Regions from separate parts of the Homo sapiens genome. Here region 2 is linked to region 1. A link is a loop called in an ENCODE intact Hi-C map of the cell type or tissue named here. Cell type or tissue: right lobe of liver. All regions are shown on one strand. Each heading gives the region's core, and the rest is flanking DNA. Links, peaks and the distances in the headings are about the cores only. Region 1 holds the start of LOC101927369 (a long non-coding RNA gene). Region 2 holds the start of CCL16 (C-C motif chemokine ligand 16).

Region 1 (11,167 bases), core at 1,728-9,727:
TCATATTTAAACTAAGGCATGAAGAGGGGAAAGTAGGGCCTTACAGATTGCAATGATTCTGACAAATATGAGCACCTTAACTTCCCAGAGCTGCGCTGACTCTCTCTACCAGCAGTCACAGCCCCAGCTCCCCTGAGGAAGCTGCCACCCCCTTGCCTGAAGTTTCTATAATAATTTCTACTGAATGTCTTGGAGAGCTATAGTCCATTGCCTCTCATTGCCTCAGAATACTGGGAGGACAAGAGTCATAATCCAGCTGCACTCCAAAGGTGAAGTCCAAAATCTGACCTGGGAGGAGATAGAATACATGCTCAAATACTAAAATATTTTGCCAAGTTATATCAGCACTAATCTAAGGAATATGTGTATGTTTTTGGCAATGGCTAACTAGGCATGGTGTTCTTAGGATGGAAGATATGGGCAAACTACTGAGGCCTTTGTGGATCTATACGAGAGAAGGAGAGACAGAGGAAGAAAGAGATGAGGAGGGGAAGGAGGGGAGAGAGAGAGAGACAGAAAGAGAGAAAGCGAGAGAGCAAGAGAGTGCACACAACTTCTTGGCCTAGGGAACAGACATATGTTAGGAACACCATACTGGAAAGGAATGGCTTCTCCTCCCAAAACCAAAACCAACCAGTTTACAGACCAGAACCCTTTGAGTTAGGAGGAAGTCAGCTCCCACTAAGAGAGGACCATGGGACATTGCCACAAGTGAGTACTGTAAAGTTTCCTTCTATGCTTATCTAATGGGACTTGCAATCATTCACTGGTGACATAGCATTGGAGAGAGGGAACTACCCAGGCTCTGAGGCAATGACTGGACAGTGCTCTGATCTGACACTGATATTTGGGAACTAAAATATCCCTGCATTGATCAGAGTGCAGGCTTTTCGAAGTCAGGTGTTGAATGGAGTTTTGGCTTCTGCCCATTTCACAGTGAGCCCAGTGGTTCCACAAACTCTTCCTGTGGTCACTTTCTCAGGTCTTGAGTGCTTAGTTGTAATTGTTATCTTAAACACTGGGAAAAACTTCACATTTGCTCCCTGATGGATGGGGTGAGGGCTATTATGATAGAATACGTCAAGAGGAACCCCCTTGGAACTATCCCACCACTATGACCAAAAGAGTAATTTAAAAGTAATTTAATAGTATTTAATAGTAATTTAAATAGTAATTTAAAAGTAATGCTGCTGTCTTAATCTATTTAGGCTGCTGTAATAAAATACCATAAACTGGGTCATTTATAAACAACAGAAATTTATTTCTCACAGTTCTGGAGGCTGGGAAGTCCAAGATCAAGGTGGCAGCAGATTCAGTATCTGGTGAGGGCCTGATTCCTCATTCATAGATGGCAGTTTCTTGCTGTGTCTTCATGTGGTGAAAGGATCAAACAACCTCCCTAGGGTTTCTTTTATAAAGGCACTAATCCCATTCATGAGGTCTCTGCCCCTAATTCCTAATCACCTCCCAAAGGGCCCAGCTTGCAACACCACTATCCTGGGGGTTAGGATTTCATCTTATGGATTTGGGAAGGACACAAACATTCACCTCATAGTAACCAATCCCGGGGAATCACTGAAATTTCTGTTACCATCAAGTTTGCACTTGCATCTGATTAGCTGTGCAGAAGAGATAACATGGCCGGCCTGAGAATATAGTCCTTAGAAAGGCCTGCTTGCAAAGTTGGCCCTTGGCTGACATCTGGGAGCTTGAATGTTAAACAGTTCTCTACACTGATACAAAATTTTCCCTAAATGACAAGAGTGCCTCACTGTGCCTAAACTTTTTGTGCAAACAGTATGCTTTATGCTGAATACATGTTTTACTTCTGGGAGTCTGGAATTTTGGCACATGCTGGGTAGAAGGAGTGCCTATACGACAGGCCTCCAGTAAAAATCTTCAACTCCTAGGCTCAGGCAAACTTTCCTGGTGAACAATATTTCACATGGGCTGTCACAACTCGATGCATAAGAAATTAAGTTATTACTGTGTGACTGTACAGGGAGGGGACTTTTGGAAGCTTACACCTAGTTTCCTCCAGACTTTGCCCATATACCTTTTCCCTTCGTGGATTTTGTTTTGTATCCTTCACTGTAATAAATCAGAACCATGAATATGACTATATGCTGAGTCCTGTGAGTCCTCCTAGCAAAACTTTGAGCCTAAAAATGTCTTGGGAACCTTTAACACAGTAGGTATTTCATCCTGCTGCCTGTCTGCAGAAATATGAGGGCCAACAGTTTTCTAAAGATTTTGTCTTAGTCCCTCATAGTGTGAGCAGTAGTGCTTTTAACAATACAATTCTTTTAAGAACCTCAAAGGTTTCCTGTGAAACTGGTTCAGATCTCCATGACCCAAAAGTCTCTAGCACAATTCTTTTGTGAACAGGTCTTTCTCTTCTTTGAGAGTTGCAGGCATCTGTTGGACAAGAACCCTAAAATTTTTAGGAGCCATTTTGTCTAGCTCAAAGTATCTACTAAGCACGACTTTCAATCTTACAGAGCTCTTAACAGAGTGTCCTACAGCCATACCTTTTATTAGACTTTTACCACTGAGACTATATATTACTTTGAGTTTCCTTTAATGGCTTGAGAGACTACAGGTGAGAAATAATTTAATTTTCCCACTTAGAAATCCCCAGCTTTTCTATAATCTAATTTCTGCTTGAAAATGGAGCCACCTTTCTCTAACTCATTTATTTCTGTCTTAGTTCATTCTGGCTTTTATAACAAAATACCATAGCTTATAAATAACAGGAATTTATTTCTCACCATTCTGGAGAATGGAAAGTCCAAGATCAGGGTGTCAGCATGGCCAGGTTCTGGTGAAGGCCCTCCTCTGAGTTGCAGAATCCCAACTTGTTGCTGCAACCTCACATGGTAGAACTGGTGAACTAGCTCCCTTGGGCCTATTTTATAAGGACACTAATTCCATTCATAAGGGCTGCATTATCATGATCTATTCACCTCCACAACCCCTCCATCATCTCCTAATACAATCACATTGGTGATTTGGTTTCAACATATGAATTTGGGGGGAACACAAACATGCAATGGACATAGCATGTGGAATGATAGACAGTAGAGACTTGGGACAGTGGTGGAGGGTAGGGTAGGACAAGGTAGATGATGAGGAATTACTTAATGGGTACAATGTACATTATCCAGGTACCCTGACTTCACCACTACACAATCTATGCATGTAACTAAATTACACTTGTACCCCATACATTCATACGAAAAAAGGAGAATAAGGCCAACCCAGCTCATTTTCTCCAGCCTAGGTGACAAGGGCAAAACTCTGTCTCAAAAAAAAAAAAAAAAAAAAAAAAAAAAAAAACAAGAAGAAGAAGAAATCTTTGCCTATCCCAAGATCATGAAACTATTTCTACAATATCTTCTAAAAGCTTTATTGTTTCTTCTTTCACATTAAGTCCATGATCCATTTGGAAGAGATTTCTGTGTGTGGTGTGGGGTAGGAGTCAAGGTTCCTTTTTGTTTACATGAATAAGCCAATCAAGCCAGCTACCTTTACTGAAAAAGCATTCTTTCCCTCTTTGAACTACAGCGGCTCCTTTGTCATAAATTATGAGATGGTGTGTTTTTGTTACACTGATCTATTTGGTATCTTGCACTGCTGTTCCATTTACTGCCACATTATAATAAATCCTGATAAATGGTAGCTTAAGTCCCTCAACTTTGTTTAAGACTGTCTTGATTATTCTTGCCTTTTGGAATTTTCATATAAGTTTTAGAATCAGTTTATCAATTTTCATGAAAAATCCTTCTAAGATTTTGACTGAGATTGTATTAAATTTATTGTTGAATTTGGGGAAAACTGACAGCTTTATAATAATGAATCTTCTAATCCACAAACACGGCACATCCCTCCATTTATTAAGGTACCTACAAATTTTTGTTTGTAATATCGTGTAATTTTCTGCACAAGATTTGTTAGATTTATCTCTAGGTAATTGATGGTTTTGACGATATCTTAAAGGGCATTTGAAAATGTTATTTTCTATATGTAATACTTGAAAGCTGTTAATTGGGTCTCTCCTCTGGTCAGGCATCTGTGTGCACCAATGCAGAAAAGACGGGGACTACAAGGAAGGAAAATGTTGCATCAGGAAGGGCTGCTGGCACATCTTTGTTCCCCCTCCCCAAAACCTCATCCCCAAGCAGGTGAGTCCTGACTCTCCCCACCTGGCCTGACCGAGACTGATTAAAGATTTGGTGATACCTGGATTTTCACAGTAGTGCGGTCACCCACAAATGTGACAGAAATGTCCCCAAAGGCCTGAGGGCTCCTTCTGCTCTCACCCTTCCTGAGGGAAGGGCTGATCCTAAGACCCATTACCCCCACATTTTCAAGTATGAGAATCCTGAAAAGAAAAATCATTTCATATTTCCCAAGGAATAGATATTCATTATAGTGAAGTCAGATATATAGAACAAAGAGATGGTAAAACTTGCTCATAATCTCATTACCAGCAGATAAATATAGTTACATGTTTTGTCACGTCCTTTCATACTTTGATCCATGGGGTGTGTGTGCAAAATAATCAAGGCATCACACTCTACATAATTTTGGACCTCTTCTTTTTTTTTTCACTCACCAATATACAGTAAACAGCTTTCCCTGTCAGTGGATGTATTTCTACAATTTCATTTTCCCCCCAAGGTTTCACATCATTCTCACCATGTAGATATACCATATTTTATTTACTAATTCTTGACCAATAGATATTTAGACTTCAAAAGATTCCTTAGAATGAAATCTTTCCATGCACAGTTGATTGTTTCATCAGGAAATATTCTTTGAAGTGTTTCTAGGTGAAAATGCATGCATTTTTTACATTTTAATTTTATTTAATTTTTTAGAGATCCCTAAAAAATTAGGAATCCCTGTTGCCTAGGCTGGTCTCAAATTCCTGGGCTGAAGCTATCCTCCCACCTCAGCCTCCTAAGTAGCTGGGATTGCAGACACATGCCACTGTGCCTGGCCAGCATGCACGCTTTTTAAACTCCAAAAATACATTGCCAAATTGCTGTTACGAGGGTACATTTTTTTATGCCAAAAAGTTTTGATCAACCTCAAAATACTGGCTATAGTTTAATTTTTCACTATTTGACAGTAGGTGTAATTTCATCTGAGTTTACAATTTTAAGTCACATACATTAAAAAAAAAAAAAAACCTCAGTTACGTTTGTGAAATATTTACTTGTTTGGAGGAATGTTTCAGCAATCTTTTGTAATAAGTTGGAATCCCCCAGAGTGGGAAAAGGATGAATGAAACACATATTTAGCACCCGCTTTGTTTCAGATCTTTTCAAATACATTTTTTTTTAATCTTGAGAGCTTTTTATGATGTGTGGATTTATAGCACCCACATTTTACAGATGAGGAAACTGAGAAATAAACAAAATGTCTTTTTCTTTTGCTTACCTTACCATGATTCCTCTCCACTCTCTCCTTTAAGTCACTGGGCTTATATTGCAAATGGTGATCCCAGGAGGCCACTGTAGCTAATGGTGTCCCCCAGTTTGCAATAAAGATTTCTGTCATCTCCCTCTCCCGCTGGGTTCAGAAACAAAGCCTGGGATGGCGGCAGGCCCATTGCGCCATCTACTGGCAATCACTGTGCAGTGCATGACCTTCCCACTGCAGTACTGGCTGGAGCAGATGAGGTGGAAATATCTGTAAATTTCACATCTGCATTTACTCTTCATAACAGCTTTCTGAAGTAAATATTGTATCCTTATTTCAAATGCATGGAAACTGGGTCTTTGAGAGATGAAATGTGTCCCACATCAAGCAGTTGGTAAATGGCAAAGCTGATCTCTTTGCCACCAAAGCCAGAACACTTTTCAGCACAGCATGCTGCCTCCCCGAATGAAGTAATCATGAGGAGCTGCTGTCCACATGCTTCTGCCTTTTCCTCCAAACCACTCAAACTATAAGATAACAGCAAAAGAAATACCCAGCGTCTTTGCACAGAGCGGCCACAAATGCTTTCTGCTGTGGCAGCTGCTGACTCATCCACAGGACCGTTTCTTCCACCTCAGACCCATGCGTTCCTGCTCTCTGCCAAGTCCGAACTGGAGAAAACAAATTCTGTCCCAGTGGGGTTTCCCATCTTTGGCTGGCTGGCTGGACTTCCTCCACAACCACTCTCTCGCCTTCTAAGCAGGAGCTGGGTGAGACATGAGATCATGGGGGCATCCGACAGCGACAGCCATTTCTGGGGCCGTCATCATAGTCCAAGCCCCACCGAGACTGGCAGCAGTATAGCATTGTGAGGGGGGCTGAAGTCAGATAGACTCGATTCAAACCCTGCACCCTCCTTTTCCTAGTTCTGTGGCTTTGTGCAAGTGAATCAAACTCCCAGAGCCTCTTTCATTCTAAAATGGAGACAATAGTTTCTACTTGTAGGGTTGTTCTGAGACTTGAATAAGGTTGTACAATCACCTAGCTCTTAGTGCTTATTTATTGAGTACATAGCAAGTGCTCGATAAATGGTAGTGTGAAGTTGGCACTAGGTATGTACCTTCTCTGAACCTCCCTTGGTCAGTAAGGAACATTAGCATCGTGTGGGGGTTAAGATCCTGAGGTCTGGAGTCAGACAGACATCCTTTGGATCTGGACTCTGCCACTTGCTAGCCATGGGACCATCTTGTGGCCTTGTGTCTCCTCTCTGTGGACCTCAAAACGAGTCTTTATTCAAAGCCCAGGGCCCTGCCTAATATTAAGGCTTTAGATACATATTTTCAAATTGCCTCATGAGGGCCCTTTTAAAACATCAGAAATGTTAAATTACTCATAGGATAGCTAAATTTGTAGTAATAAAGTATCTGCATACATGCCTAATGGATTCAGTAATGCCACTAAATAGGAGTTTGTGTTATTTACAGCAGTCTCTACTTATATTTGAAAAGAATAAAACATCACTTATTAATTTTACAGACAATGTGTGGGTTACATATGGACTTGTGAATCTCATGCATTACCCGTGTTGTCCCCCAGATACATACAGTCACTGTGGGAACAAACACCACCCTGAGTACCTGCTGCTTGCTAGGGATTTTCATGGAGGTTATGGCATTTAAACCTGAAACAGGGCCAGGCATGGTGGCTCATGCCTGTAATCCCAGCATTTTGGGAGGCTAAGGTGGGTGGACCAGTTGAGCCCAGGAGTTCAAGCCCAGGCTGGCCAACATGGTGAAACTCTATCTCTACCAAAAATACAAAAATTAGCTGGGTGTGGTGGCATATGCCTGTAATCCCAGCTACCCGGGAGGCTGAGGAATGATAATCGCTTCAACTCAGGAGGCAGAGGCTGCAGTGAGCTGAGATCACACCACTGCACTCCAGCCTGGGCAACAGAGCTACACTCCATCTCAAAACAAAGCAAAGCAAAACAAGAAAAGACAAGAAAAGAAAACCTAAAACAACTCTGCAGAATAATTGTTATTATCACCATTTTATACACGTGGAAACAGGCTCCGAGGGGCTCAATGAATTTCCCAGAGTTCTACAGATAATAAGGGGCAGAGCCAAGATCCTGACCCTCATCTGTCTGTGTAGCATGAGAGAAATATCCACCGTGGACTGTATTTGAAAATATTCACAGATACTAGGTTAATGCTATATAAAGTATATTATACCTAACCTTTTATAACATATTTTTTCATTTAACAATAATTGTGAATAGATACTTCTATCAACCTACAAATCTACCTACTTTATCCTTTTAAAGGACTATGTCATACTCCATTAAATGAATTTACTATAATCTATTTAACCAACATTCCTTTAGTGAACATTTTAATGGTTTGCAATTTTTTGTCCTTGCATATAATGCTGAAATGAACTGGATCATATGCAAGTATTTTTGTACACCTCTAGAAGTGATTTTTTAAAATTCCTAAGAGTGAGATGATAAAATTAGTTACAAACATTTACTAACACATACTACCAAATCAGGCAGCATAATAAAAGATCATCAAATTTTTATTCATTCACTTAGCAAATACTTATGTCATGCTTGTGCTGTGCTAGGTACTGCTCCCAGAGCTTGACTCCTCATGACATCCTGAGATGAGAACTTTAATGATTCTGTTTTATACATAAGAAGACTGTGGCTCAGAGAGACAAAGTAACTTGGCAGAAGTTAGACAGAAAATAGCTGGTTTGGAAACCAGGGTCTGCAGCACCCAGGCACTTGATGACTATGTTGTCCTTCCTGATTTATTAAGGCTTTATTCCCAGAATTACTCAAATCCTAAAGAATAAATCTTATTTGATGGGAGTATCAAATGAGATTTTAAGGGGGAAAATATTAACATTAACATTATATGTTTTAAAATAAGATTTTTTATTTTTCCAGAAAAAAATCTTAAAAATTAAATCATTTGTTTCATTTTTTTAAAAGGAAACTATAAACCCAATATTTTAAGAAACGATTTCATTCACTCAACACTTTTGAGCTGAGTCTCTCCTCTCATCAGTTCTGTGTGAGCAGAAAAGAGGGAGGCTTAGGGGCTTAGGGGATTAGGGGTCATGGTCGCTGGGAAATGCAACAGAAACCTGTCAGGGCTGCTAGAACCTAGAAGAGTTAGCCACAGTAAACCGGCTGGTGCATATCCTTACAGAACTTTTATTTTGTAAGTGTGTATGCAAACTAGCTACTACATTACATTTTACATACATTAATAATCTCCCTTTATTTTTTTACCTAATGTATATTTTTCCATGACCATGAATGTATTTTTATAACTTTTTGTTTTAGGTTTTAAGGCATTTCATTGCTAAGTTGCATCTCCTAGATTTGGGAAAGAATCTAAAAAACACATATTTGGTGCATTCTGTGTGCTCTGCCCAGTCACACACATTATTCTATTTAACCTTCTGATGACCTAGGTATCTTCACCACTCTTCTAGATTGTTGCTCCCAGCAGTCATGTGACTCGTCTAAGGCCATGTTGCTACAGGTGGCTTGCAATCCAGGTTGGCTGAACTTCCAACTACATTCTCTTTGCTGTGCACTGTCCAAAAGTAGGGAGAGTTTCCTGCCTCTGGAATTCTCTATGTACAGGTGCCACCAGTTGTTTTCTTTGTGCACAGAAGAAAGTAAAACCCAGAGGCCACCATTAGTGATGGAGATGCATTGTCAGGAGAGGACAGAAGATGGGTAGAAGTTGACAGAGCTCTCATTTCTCCCACATGGGCTTGTACCATATGCAAATGGTTTCATAAGCATCTGGTAACAGTGTGTTCAGCCACAAGAGGGAGACCAAATTGGAGCTGGAGATCCTTCTTCTCATGCCTCACCGTACTTTTGACTTCCCGAAAAAGAGGATTCGAGTGGCTCATTTTGGCATCTTGCAGTATAGTGTATTTCCACTGGGCAGGGAGTCGCAGTCTCTCTTATGCTCAGGCTGGCCACAGCGGCTTTCCTGGATATGTCTTTGTCCTGGTTCAATCCTGGGGCGGGGGAGCAGTGTTGCCCGCACCTTCCTAACAGAGCCAGCCTCCCAAGTAGAGCAGCTGAAGAGGGAAAACAGTCACTGCGGGCTGCAAAACTCATTGTCTGGAGCAACATCTGGGGGCTGGGGCAGGTCCTCGGCCCACCATGGTGATGAAAAGTGCTCAAATCATCAAAGAGTAAAAATTCTACACCAAAACCCACACTTTCCACAATAGTCATGTGGGTTTCTCCTCCTAGCCTGAGGGCATTTCTTGGGTCCTCCTTTCTGTGCATGATTCTCCAGCTCCAGGACAGCCCATCTCCAGCACACTCTGGACAGGTTATGCCTGATTCTGCCTGACATGCTCCAGGCTTAAGAAACTGGCTCCTGTGAGCCTGGGCTGCCACCCATCTCCCTGGCTCTGGGTTCCAACCCTGGCTTCCTGGGGTGCTTGTGGCATGGGATGGAGTTAATGGTCAGCCTGGGAGTTGGAACTTCCACATTGTGTTAGCCTTTAAAACATCAGTGTCAGCCAGGAACTCAGAAAAGATAAAGACCCCAGATTGCCAAAAGCCCCTTCTCTTAAAGGGATGAGTCAAAGGCTTTCTTCCTTTCCCACATCCCAGGCAGGATTCATCTCTACCCTATTCCCAGAATAAACAGAGTCCCATTAGGTTTTCATGCCTACAATTGTCCCCAGTTTGTACTAAAGAGTAGTTGGTTCCAGACAGGAAAACCATAGCCTCAGCTCCATAGAGGGTGAGAAATGTGTGTATAAACAGCCTGCATTCGAATGCAGAAAGTCATGGCAGTCTGCATGAAGACCACCACTAGTTCAAATGATGCTTGTGTGAGAATTAGAGAAAGGCCCCCTTCCAGTAGACAGAGTCCCATGGGTAAACAGACAGCACCTTTATCCTATTTAGGAAAAGTGTCCCTCCCTCTAGGTGCAGGCAGTGCCAGGGTGGAGCACTTCAGAAATGACACTGGAGATGGATGATGGTCCCACTCATCCTGGCCACCAGACATAGTTGTTCAGTGCACAACCTGGAAAATCATACGTGTCAGCCCTGGTTAGAGTGGATGAGGTGAAAGTATGGGGACTTCTTACACTTGTGCTTTCATTTCCTGTTACATCTTAGTTATAATGTTATTCTCATTGCACAGACATGGAAATTACGGCCCAGAAGGTGAAGTGATCTGTTACAAAATAAACGGCAAGGCTGGTCTCTTCAACTCAAATCCAGACCACTTTCCACCATGCCATAAATGCCTCCTTGCCTGAAGCACTTTTAAAGAGCCACCTTCTGCCCACGTCTGCATCCTTTAGTTTTCTCAAGGCACAAAACCTTTAAGAACCACCCACCCAGCATCTTTGCATATCGTGTGTCCTGGTATGGCAGCTGCTGACCACGCCCTGAGTCATGCTCATGGCCAAGCTCCCCACTCGGGACCATTTCTGTCCGTGCAGACTCATCTTTTCCTGTTCTTTGCAAAGCCCAGCTAGAGCAAGCAAATTCTTCCCAATGGGTTTTTCCCATCTCTGGTTGCTTGGCTGGCTGGGCTTCCTCTACAAACCCCCTTCCTTTCCCCTAAGCAGGGCCCGGTGTCCCCATCCTGCGGAGTTGAGGTCATGAGGGCATCTGACCAGGAGTAGCTATTCCTGGTGCTATTGTCATTGGTCATTGTCCTGTTTC
Region 2 (11,167 bases), core at 1-8,000, 170 kb before region 1:
ATGGTGAAACCCCGTCTCTACTAACAAAAATTAGCCAGGCATGGTGGCACATGCCTGTAATCCCAGCTATTCGGGAGGCTGAGGCAGGAGAATCACTTAAACCCGGGAGTCAGAGGTTGCAATGAGCCAAGATTGCGCCACTGCACCCCAGCCTGGGCGAAAGAGTGACTCCATCTCAAAAGAAAAAAAAAAAAGGATTTAGACACACAAAGGACTTGTAGAATCTGGAAGAAAGAAATGCAGGAAAGCCTGAAGGTAGGGGAAGCTCAGTGTGTCTTGGGAGTGCTGGGCAGTTTGGGTGGCTGGCATGCAAGGTAGGAAGAAATGAATGGGCAGAGATGAAACTGGAGAGAGGAGGAGGGTCTGGTCACATACCTGCTGAGCTACTGAGGAATTTGGACTCTATCTTAGAGGTATTGGAGAGGCGGAGGTTAGGGGGAAGGGTGAGAGAGTAGAGCCTTTAGAGACAGAAGTTAGAGCAGGAGGAAAAAGTATATGATTTAGGCTTTGGGGTCAGACAGCTTGGGTTGGAATTTTGACTTGATTTGAATTTTGACTTGAATCATGGGCAAATTTCTTAATCTCCCTAGGTTTCAGTTTCCTCATCTATTAAGTGGGGGTAAATGATACTTACTTGTATCCTAGGATCATGGTTAGAATTCGGTGAGAAAATGATTGGAAAGCCCTTAACTCAGAGCCTGGCACACAGAAAGGCTCAATCAGTGCTTATTATAATTAAGAGCCAATGGTAGTAATGACTGCTCTTCTTGCCTTGGAAATGGCGCTTCCCCCCATCTCTTTGATGTATGCAGGATACTGGACTTGATTGGTTATTGTCACTGTGTTTCCTTTGAGCTGTCCTGACTACCCATCAATTGGGGATACTACACAAGAGGTCAGTCCAGAGATCTCTCCCAGCCCCCAAACCTTCAGAGTGCAAATCTTTTTGTAGCTTGACCCCTTTGCCTCCAGTGAGTGGCAAAGCTTGGGACATCTTGAGAGCACCATCTTGCTGATCCATGCTTTGGGTGGGCCATTTTCTCTTTCTTGAAGCCTGAACCCACTGCACTGGCCTGATTGACTCTCCCAAAGAGCACTGTTCCCCCCTCCCACACAGTCCCTCTGTAAGTGATGCTCATATCACTGGTTCTCAAAGCAAAGTTTACAAAGACCAGGGTCATCCTGAGAGTATGTGGGCAGATTACATGGTGCACTTGACCCTTGCTCCTTTGTGTTTACACAGGCAGAGTCAGGCCAGACTACATGCCAGGGTGACCTTAAGAGAGAAAAGAGGCCAGGCATGGTGGCTCATACCTGTAATCCTAGCACTTTGGGAGGCCGAGGTGGGCAGATCACGAGGTCAGGAGTTTGAGACCAGCCTGACCAACATGGTGAAACCCCGTCTCTACTAAAAATACAAAAATTAGCTGGGCGTGGTGGTGTGTGCCTGTGATCCCAGCTACTCAGGAGGCTGAGGCAGGAGAATCACTTGAACTCGGGAGGCGGAGGTTGTGGTGAGCCGAGATCGCGACACTGCGCTCCAACCTGGGCAACAAGAGCGAAACTCCATCACAAACAAAACAAAACAAAACAAAACACAACAAGCAAACAAACAAAAAAACAAAAGCGAAAAGAATGGCTGGGGCAGCCTAGGGCAGGTACACGTCTTTGTCCTCCCCACCCCCGTCACCAGGTCCTCGTAAACAATGATAGAGGGAGGAGATACGGAGGGGCAAAACAAACCCCCTCCTCCATAGGCCCCAATTCTCCCTTTCCCCACAGCTCCAAAACCTTTCAACCCCTTTCCTCTTTTCTGCAGATTTTATTTAGTCATAGGCTGGGGGATGGAGAAGGGGACCATAGATTCCCAAGCAGCCATTCCACTGGGACTCATTTTGGTTGTCTGATAGTCCCAGCAACCTGTGCCAGCCATGTTGAGGAAGGGCTCTCTCGGTTCAGACTCCCAATTCCTGGACTTAGACCCACATGATTGTTTGAACCTTCCTTCCTCTCGCCACTCATTCTTCCAGGGCACCTGCCACTTTTCTTTCTCATCCGCGTGCCTCCCCCTCCCTTTCATTGCATGCACTTCTTGTTGCATTTTCTGCTGCTTTCTTGGCCTCTCCTCCTGAATGATCATTCCTGCTCACCACGCTTGGGACTCCTGAGGAAATGGTGACCCAGTTTCCTGGAACTACTTACCCCAGAAAGATCCGGACCAACCCCAGCTCTACTTACAAAGGGGAGAATTGGAGGTCAGAAGCTATGCATGAAGGTGGGGAGAGCCCACAGGGTCTTATGAGGCCAGAGACCCGACAGCGCCCTTGGCACTACCTCCCTGCCAGCTGCTCCATCCCCCTTTCTCGTTCCTGCCCTACAGAGACAAGTGGACTCACTTGGCTGGCTGCGAGAAGCCGAAGTAATGATAAGGATGAGGACAAGGAGAGACAGGGCAGCCTCGGAGACCTTCATCCTCTCAGCGAGGCAGTACAGCTTCAGGGAGAGCCGAATGAAGATGTTGTCTGTTGCTGGTGGTCCGCTTGCCAACTACTCAGCTCTCTGGACCTTGACCGCATCAGAGCCGGTAGAGGAGGAGAAACAACAGGCCTCAGTGTTTGCTGAAACAGAGGGCAGCAGAGGATGGGACTTGGTGCAGAGCTGAATTCAGTAGAATCTGAATTCACGTGAAGAAATGGGCGAATGTGTGTCAGCTACCTTACATGCCCTATCTTATATAATCCTTAAAATAGTGAATAGCGATTATTACTTCCCTGGGACTACTGAGGCCTAGAGGCTAAATAAATTGTCCAAGGTCACCTGGGTGGATAGGCGGATGAAAAACCAGATCTGTTTGATTTCACCATGTTACCTGCCACCATCTGTATGTTGGGGAAGGGCAGGCAGGGTTGAACCACCCCAGCTTCCCCCAGGTGATCAGTCTTGGGGAGATGAGCACAAAGCAGGATTACAGAGCCCAGACTGAGGCAAAGGTAGGGCTTAGTTGCCTCTGAGAAGGAAATGCCCTCTCCCAGTCCAAGGCCACATGATTGAGCTCACACTCTTTCCTGTCACAGTGTATGCTAATACTCCAAAAAAAAAAAAAAACAATGTGCCTGATCCTTGGGTCCCCATTTGTTGCTGGACCGTTTGACTTATTTGTCAATGTTTTTATTTATCTCTTTGGACCTCGGACTTTGGACTGATTTTTAGGTGTAGCCAGCTCGCTGATCCCTCCTGGGTGCCCCCATGGCCAACCATGACCAGCAGGGGACCCTCCAACTCTGTGCACCTGACAACCTGCGTCTGTGCTCCAGGACTCCAGCTTCTGCCCCTCTGGCCTGGGCTCTGGCTGGACCTGTCCCACAGCTTCCTCTCTCTTCAGGTGCCTCAGGACCCTTTTCCATGTTGAAAGCTGCATTTAGAGAAGAGATCAAAGATATAAGGGATTTTGCTGTTGATGGACAGCAAGCTTTAGAGGCATAGGTGATGTGTTTCAGGTGTTGAGGGCAGTGGGAGGCAGGGGCAGAAACAGGGACTGTGCAGATCCTTATGGGGCTTTCTGCTTGGCATGACTGCTCATAGATAGGTAAACCGTATAATGCAGTTACTCCTGGTGGGTTCAAGGCTTCACCTGGTGGTGAAGCTGTGGCTTTTTGTGAGGGCAGGGAGGGTACGTATGTGGGGCATCCTCTTGACCTCTGTTTATGGAGGTGACAAGGCCTGAGAAGCCTGGTTGTGACTTTGGCATGCAGGCCCCCATATGGCCCTTAATGTGGCCCACAAGCCCTTCCTTATCTGTGGAAGGCTGGAGGCCAGGAAAGGGTGGTCATAATCCCTACTCTGGGCAAGCTCTTATTCCAAGTACACAGAGCTCCTCCTTGGGCCCTGAAGATAGGTTTGAGAGCTTATTCTTGGAGCATAGTCCTCCTCTTGATTTCTGTCTTATTCCATCTGTCCCTCTATCCCTCCCTCCCTCTTTCTCTCCATCCATCCATCCATCCCTCCCTCCCTTCCTCCCTCCCTTCCTCCCTTCCTCCCTCCCTTCATCCCTCCCTGCTTCCCTCCCTCCATCCATTCCTCCTTCCCTTCATCCTTCCATCCACACATTCTTCCCTTCCTTCATCCATCCATCCATCCATCCATTTCCTGAACACCTGGTATGGGCTAGGCTTTCTGCTAAGCCTTCTAGGGGATAAAAAAGTTAGTAAAACAATATAGTATAATCTGATGTGTGTAAGCGAAGGGGAGGGGTTGGATAAAATGTCTTCATGCATCATTCCTATTCCAGACAGCAGTGAAGAAAGGCCTTGAAAACAGCACAGAAAAAAGGACTATGGAGTTTGACTGCTATAGAGAGCCCTTTATGAAGTGTTACCTAAAAAATCAAATGATGATTTGTAGCTTTTACACTTGTCATGAAGCTTAAATAAGATAATGCATACAGACTGCCTAGCAGAGTGCTTGGAGTATAGAAAGCATTAAGAAAACGGGGTCTGCTACTGTTGTTGCTGAGGAGGAGACGGTCTTTACACTGCTTTTCTTTCTCACTTTCTGCTTCTCACTACCTGCATTGCAGGCCTGACCTATTTTTTGTACCAGGCTCCAGCAAAACTTCTGCAGAGCGAGGCTTGATGCCGAGGGTGCCACACCCTGGTGTCCTCAGTGCATGGCCAATGAGTAAATCCCGTAGAAAGGAATGAGGCCAGGGAAGAGCATGAGTGGTCTTTAATTCAAAGCAGGGAAGCTCCAAGAGGGTGACTGGGGCTGAGAGTTAGCGGTGGGTGGAGGAGGGGGCCTTGGCATCTTCTCTTTATGTCTCTGAGCTGTGCCTTCGCCACCCCTTCTGGGTCACTCAGTTCTCCTTCATGTCCTTGATATAGTCCTGGACCCACTTGTCACTGGGGTTGGTACAGACGGAATGGCCCCTTTTGGTGATGAAGCTGTGGAGCAAGAGGGAGAAGGATCACAAACCGAGGGGCCCAGTGGCCGGAAGAGACAGCCCATCTTCCCTCCCTCCTAAATTCCCCACCTGACCTATACTGCTTTTCCTTTCTTCCACAGAGGCAGCTTAGAGCCAGTCTCCTCTCTGAGACATACTCTTCGGTTCCTAGGACCCCTAGACCCATCTAGTCTCTGTGTCCCCCTGAGGAAGTGCCCTCTTGCCTTCTTCTCCCTTCTCTGTCATCTCCCCATCCATGGGGTCAGTTTCCCCATGGCTCCTGCAGGCTCCAGCCAGAAAGCGCTCAGATTGCCCCTCAGCTGCCTCTCCCCATGTAGTCACACCTGGGAGGTACGCTGGGGGTCCCCATTCCACCACCACTCCCTGCTTCCCTCCAGGAGGCCCTGCTGGCTCCCTCTCCCCCCAGTGTGATGTGTGTGTACCACCTACACAATTCCGGGCTTGGAGCACTGGCTGTTGGTCTCATAGTAATCCATAATCCGCTGACGCGGGATCTTGTAGGTAGTGTAGGTGAAGCAGCACTCTGAGGGGTGGTAAGGTCCCCCTGAGGAGAGAGCATCAGATGCTGAGGAGGGGCCCCTTGTTAAAGGCCATACCATTGGCTGCTCCTGCAAGCTGAGGGCATGGAGGAGGGAAGGAAGGAGGAGACAGCCCCTCAGAACTTGGAGGGGAGAGTAGGCTTTCCTCATCTTCTCTTCTCCTTCTCCATGGTACTCCTGGGCTCTTCTTTTTCTCCTCCCTCATCATCAATCACCCTTCCTCCTTTTCTTCAACCCCTCTTGGAAAGACTGGTGGATGACTTTCAACTCCAGGATTGAAGAGCAGCACACTCAGATCTTCTTACACCATCTCTGGGGGCCGACTGGCAGAGAAGGCTAGGGACTTGGCCAATATCATGCAGCCTTCATGCCTTATTCGGGAAAGGTGCTCCAAATAGGAGGAATATTTGGAAGAAATCCCAATAGGGATTTGGAGACATGCCATTTGGGAATGCAAACCCAGCCCCTCCTAGTGCTCCACCCTGCCCATGTCCCCATTGAACCGACAACCTGCAGAGAGAGCAGGATGCCCACAGCAAGCCCCAAGGACAAAGGCCACAGAGTCAGGGCACCCAAATCCTAACCTAACCTTGCCTGTGCTTCCTGTGTACTGTGGCCATTTTACTTTCCCCCTGTTCCCTCCTCTGTAAATGAGGCCCTTGGACTGCATCAGTGGTTTTTACACTGAGCTCCCTGGAGCTCTGGGGGCCTCAGGGACTATTGTGGAGGCCTTGCTGCATTTGAGAGTGGTGTCTTGTACCCTACTCAACCCATTTTTTCTGTTTTACATATTGGGCCTCTGTGGAAGATATTGCTTGAAGAAAAGGTTTTGTGGTCTAAAAAGTTTTAAAAATCACTGGATTGGGTGATTTTTTCATCTATTTTCTGATTGAGAAGTTTCATGGCTTTTATAGGAGAAGCAAGGTGACAGCAGCCACCCCAAGCTTGAATTATAGAGGTAGCAGGAAGGACATTGTAGGCCAAGAGCCCTGTACAAACAGGCACATGTTGTGGTTATGGAGTGGAGAAATCAGGTGTGTGCATGTTATGTGACCCTGCTTCATAGAATCATGGATGTGCATCACAATGGCCTCAGAGGTCACTGAGGGTGGCCAGATGTCTGGGTGGAAGGGTCTCATCCTGTTTTCCAGCTCCATTCCAGGCAGCATCCTCACGATCCAAAGAACGGCATAAGGGGCCCCTGTTTCCTGAGACCCAGTCAGAGCTCCTATACTCTCCCACCTTGTTCCTCTGAGCTGACAAATGACATCGGAGAGGGCAAGTCAAACTGTGCACATACCCACCAACTTTAGCTGTATTTTAACAACCTTCGGTTTCCCCCCAGTTTCTGAAAAGGAGAGTAGGTAAAATGGAAGAGTGATAAATAGTTTTGGTTATCTCTAAAGGCAGCTTATTCTAAGAAATCAGCTGAGAAAAGGGGGCCTAGGATGGACCCCACACTGTCGTGTTTCCCCCCAGCCCATACCCAAGCAATGCTGCACTCACTGGGCACAGGTGACGCTGGAAGCAGGCTGGGCCCAAACCTCAGGAGGCCAATAGAAAAATGCCCTTGAGGGGCTCAAGACACTGCTCCTAATCTCCCTGAGGAAATATACCCCAAATGGGGTGGGCCACTCTTTTGCTTAGCGGCAAAGAGAGAGAAATTGAGGGAGTAGAGAGGCAGGCTGGTCTCACTCCATGTCCTTGAGGGCAAGGGGGGACTGGTCCTGGGGGGCAATGATAAGAGATCAAGGCCATGTGAGGCCTGGAGATTCAGGATCTGTTTATTTGGAGACTAGAGGGCATTTGGGGTAGTGGAATGAAGCCTGGAGTCTCCCAAGTCAAGTCTCATTGGTCAAGGCTGGAAGATCCCAACTTAAACTCTTAAGCAGAACCTACAGTCCTAAGTCTCATCTCCATCCTGCTCACCACACCATGGGGTGAAGTGCTGTGGTGCTCAGTAGATAATTCATTTATATAATGTTGCTATACACACAATTTCAAGAAGATACCAGCCCTCCTTTCTGAGTCCCTGCTCCTGGTCTTCCCCTGAGCCCCAACCTCACTCCTGCTTATTTCCCTGCAGGCTCTAGGTTGGAAGGAAGACAAGGCATTGCACTCACGTGAGGAGGATTCAGTCTTGGTCCCTAGGGCGATGGTGATGAGGAGGAAGAAGGGAATGGCAGCCACGGAGATCTTCATGCTGTGGGAAGCTGTTGTGGGAGGAGAGCTGGCCTGGTGGGAGCTTCAGAGGCTCCTGCGGTGAGGAATTGTTGAGAAATGATCATTGAGGCCAAATATTTTTTAAAATAAGGGAGCTGAGACTTGGAAGGGAAGTAGGAAAGCAGTGATGCCTCAGCAATTTCATATCCTGCACATGTGTTGTTGGTGGCCTGAAGGAAGCAGGGAGAGCCAAGGTTTAAGGGAGGAAATGGTCTTCCATCCCCAGTGGGAAGAAGTTCAACTCTTTTGATAGAAGCCTTTCCCTAGGCATGAACATGAGCACAGGGCTGGGGGCACTGTGTCACACTTAGCAAAAGATCTCAAGGCTGGATGTGTCCTGTATCCAATTCCATCTCAGGCCTTAGAACAGGCCACGTGGGGCCTGGACATTCAGGATCTGTTCATCTAGAGACTAGAGGGTGTTTGGGGTAATGGAATGAGGCCAGGACTCCTCCAAGTCAGGTCTCATTGGTCAAGGGAAATCCTAACTTAAACTCGAAGCAGAACCTGCAGTTCTCTGTCTCATCTCCATTCTGGTCACCACACCATGGAGTGAAGAAGTGCTGTGGTGCTCAGTAGATAATTCACTTATATAATGGTTGCTATACACACAAGCCACTGTCCCAGTTGCCTTATGAATATTAGCCTATTTAATCTTTAGAACAGCAGTTGAGGAAACAGGCTCAGAATCAAAGCCTAAGCTTTTGACAGTTGGTAAATGGAACTGGGGTTCAAATTCAGGTGGTTTGGCTTCCAAGTCTGTGTTCTCACCCATTATGCCATAAAGAAACATGGGACTCCCAACGGAGCTCTGTAAAAGCTTATGGGTTTTCTATAAAGCCTTTAGTCTTAGTCCTTTCTGAAATCAGATAGTGGATCTCTTTGGGACCTTCTCCTGGTTTCTCTGACTTTTGCTGCAAAGAAGCTTGGTGGGAACCCTAGAAAATGTCTAATTCAGGGATAGCTAGTAGGTTTCATTGATTAGTGGTGGACTGGAGCTCTGTGTTGGAAATGATTCTGAGGCCATATCCAGGCACATTGGGAAGATACGCTGTGACCAACGTGCAGTTTCTGTTGCAGTGCAGCTTGCATGCTATGTATCTGCCATTTGATTTGTCTAAACTGGCCATTTACTGAATGGAAGCTGGGAATCAGAAAGGACCAGTGACTTTCTCATGTGCACACAGTGATTTGGATGCAGGACAGATCTCATCTCCGCAGGCTCTCAGCTTAGTGCCCTCACCATGCTGTTCTTGGAGGTACATCCCCCATTCTGCTTGCTGATGTGGTTAGATGGTTATTTAATCTCCTCTCCTCATCTGAATCATCAGGATGGAGAACATCTATTATTTATCTTTGCCCATTCACGCAGAACCTAGTGTATACCAGGTGCTTTATGAATATACATTTTAAAAGAAGGATGAATAAACAAATTGAGCCAGGTCTACATATGTGTATCTTATAGGAAATGGCTGAAATCTCATGGTTAGTTGTGGAGACAGTCATCAATTAAAAATTTTCTATATTTCTTATCATCAATAACAACATTATGTAAACCCTTCAAGTTAAATGATAATAATTGTTATCAGGAACAATCTCAGGAAACAAGTTGTTTATAGGAAAAGTGAGTTGGAAAGAAATAATGCTTACTTCTTGTTTTTGTGGAAACTAGCCAACCTGCCAAGTTGTTTCTAGGAGACTTACAGGAAGTTCCTGTACTTTTCCAGCAAGTATTGAGTTCCTACCTACATTAGTCTGTGTGTGCCAACTGCTATCATAAACAATCCAGCAGACTAATTAAATAAAAGTTTATTTCTTGCTCATGTTACAGTCCAGTGTGGGTCAGTAGTGGGATGATGGTGTGTGTGTTGGGATCCTCCATGTACTCATTCAGGAACCAGGCCTTTTTCTACCTTGGATGCCACCATTTTCAGCACAAGGCCTCCAAGCTTGATACAAAAAGGGAGAAGCAGAGGAGGATTGGGAGATTTTTGTGGATCAGTTCTGAAAATGGTACAAATTACTTTCACCCACATTCCATGGCCAGCATCAAGTAACCTGGCTCCAACATAATGACAAAGGGATGGAAAATATACATCATCTGTATGCTTAGGAAGAAAAAGGAATAGGTTTTGTGACCACATCACTTCTTTGACACAGTATCATATGCCAAGTCCTGGGCTAGGCTTGGAGGGAGGGATTGAAGATGACCCTGATCCCAGAGGTCTCAGAACTCAAAGAGGGACTAAAAAAAGTAAAGGAGAATTGCAATACAACCAGATGAATGAAATTTGATGGCAACATAATTAGAGACCTTAAATGTCCTCCTGTTGCCCCCTGTTGAGTATGAAGAGCCTATTTTAAAAATATTTAAAATGTTTTTCAAAGCAACACATACATATATTGGTTTAAAAAACTGAATAGTACAGGAAGGATCTGTAGGACATAAACCTTCTGAGTTCATGCTTGCCTGAAGAAGTCATTATTTAGCCTTCATACTTGATTGATATTTTTGTTGGGTATAGAATTCTACAATGGAATATAAGAATATGTTTCTTCTGAAACTCATTTGTGGTGATCTGGTGTTTCCCCTCTCTAGAAAATTTTAGGGTTTATTCTTTAATCTTGTTTTCTTACTTTTTGGCACAAATAGATGTTCCAGACTCATCTTGTACTTTCCTTGGCCCAGCTCTGGAATTAGCCATTTCTTCCATGAGTCTCAGTTTCTTTTACTGAAAAATGATTTTGAGAAACCAAAATCTGAGTGCTTGGTGTGTTCATTGCTATGGGAATGGCATCACTTTTAGATCTGAGCTTTTAGTGGCTAGAACCTGGAAATATATGTAAGCATATGTGTATAAGTATGTATTTAAATTTATGTCTATTTCAAGTATATCTATTTCATATATTATTAGCAATTTGTTTTTGTTTTTGTTTTTGTTTTTGAGATGGAGTCTCACTCTGTCACCCAGGAGTGAGGTGGTGCATTCTCAGCTCACTGAAACCTCTACCTCCGGGGTTCAAGTGATCTTCCTGCCTCACCCTCTGGAGTAGCTGGGACTGCAGGTACAGGTCACCTTGCCCAGGTAATTTTTGTATTTTTAGAGATGGGGTTTCACCATGTTGGCCAGGCTGGTCTTGAACTTCTGACCTCAGGTGATCCACCCGCCTTGGCCTCCCAAAGTGCTGGGATTACAGGCGTGAGCCACTGCGCTCGTCCTATTATTAGCAATTTCTATGTCCTCTTTCTAGCTATATGAAAAAACAAAAGTTTATACCACTATGTCCAATTCCAAGTAAACACCACAGAGTTATTTCAGTCTTTCCTGTTTCTATGTTTCCCTCCCTCCTCTAACAATGGGGACTCCTGCTCCCATTAACCTCAATGTATGTACTTATTTGCTGAGTTCCCTGTATGTAACAAATCTCCTGGCCACACTGGCTG

What was found. A loop is a pair of places that touch in the nucleus more often than their neighbours do. Peaks named below come from ENCODE experiments on the same cell type or tissue, not always from the same donor. Only the 100,000 strongest peaks of a DNase experiment are listed, where the experiment ranks them.
Region 2: it touches region 1 in a loop (3-fold over the local background); 43 of 110 quality-filtered maps call a loop at or near these places.

Annotation. Positions count from the first base shown.
Region 1 is chr17:36,143,512-36,154,678 of GRCh38, forward strand. LOC101927369 (a long non-coding RNA gene) reads right to left here and starts at 5,533. Exons shown (of 3, transcript XR_243796.5): 1 at 5,449-5,533. In right lobe of liver, for the core only: a CTCF peak has its summit at 5,629 (motif pointing left); a DNase peak (open chromatin) is centred at 5,620.
Region 2 is chr17:35,978,949-35,990,115 of GRCh38, forward strand. It overlaps CCL16 (C-C motif chemokine ligand 16), which reads right to left and starts at 2,549. Exons shown (of 3, transcript NM_004590.4): 1 at 2,397-2,549. The coding sequence starts at 2,472. It overlaps CCL14 (C-C motif chemokine ligand 14), which reads right to left and starts at 7,781. Exons shown (of 3, transcript NM_032963.4): 1 at 7,623-7,781; 2 at 5,390-5,504; 3 at 4,340-4,940. The coding sequence starts at 7,701. The coding sequence ends at 4,853. CCL15-CCL14 (CCL15-CCL14 readthrough (NMD candidate)) reads right to left here. Exons shown (of 7, transcript NR_027922.3): 5 at 7,623-7,756; 6 at 5,390-5,504; 7 at 4,708-4,940. RefSeq lists an enhancer at 3,064-3,359 and a silencer at 3,064-3,359. In right lobe of liver, for the core only: a CTCF peak has its summit at 3,261 (motif pointing right); DNase peaks (open chromatin) are centred at 1,223, 2,573 and 3,273; H3K4me3 peaks cover 4,192 bases; H3K27ac peaks cover 5,320 bases.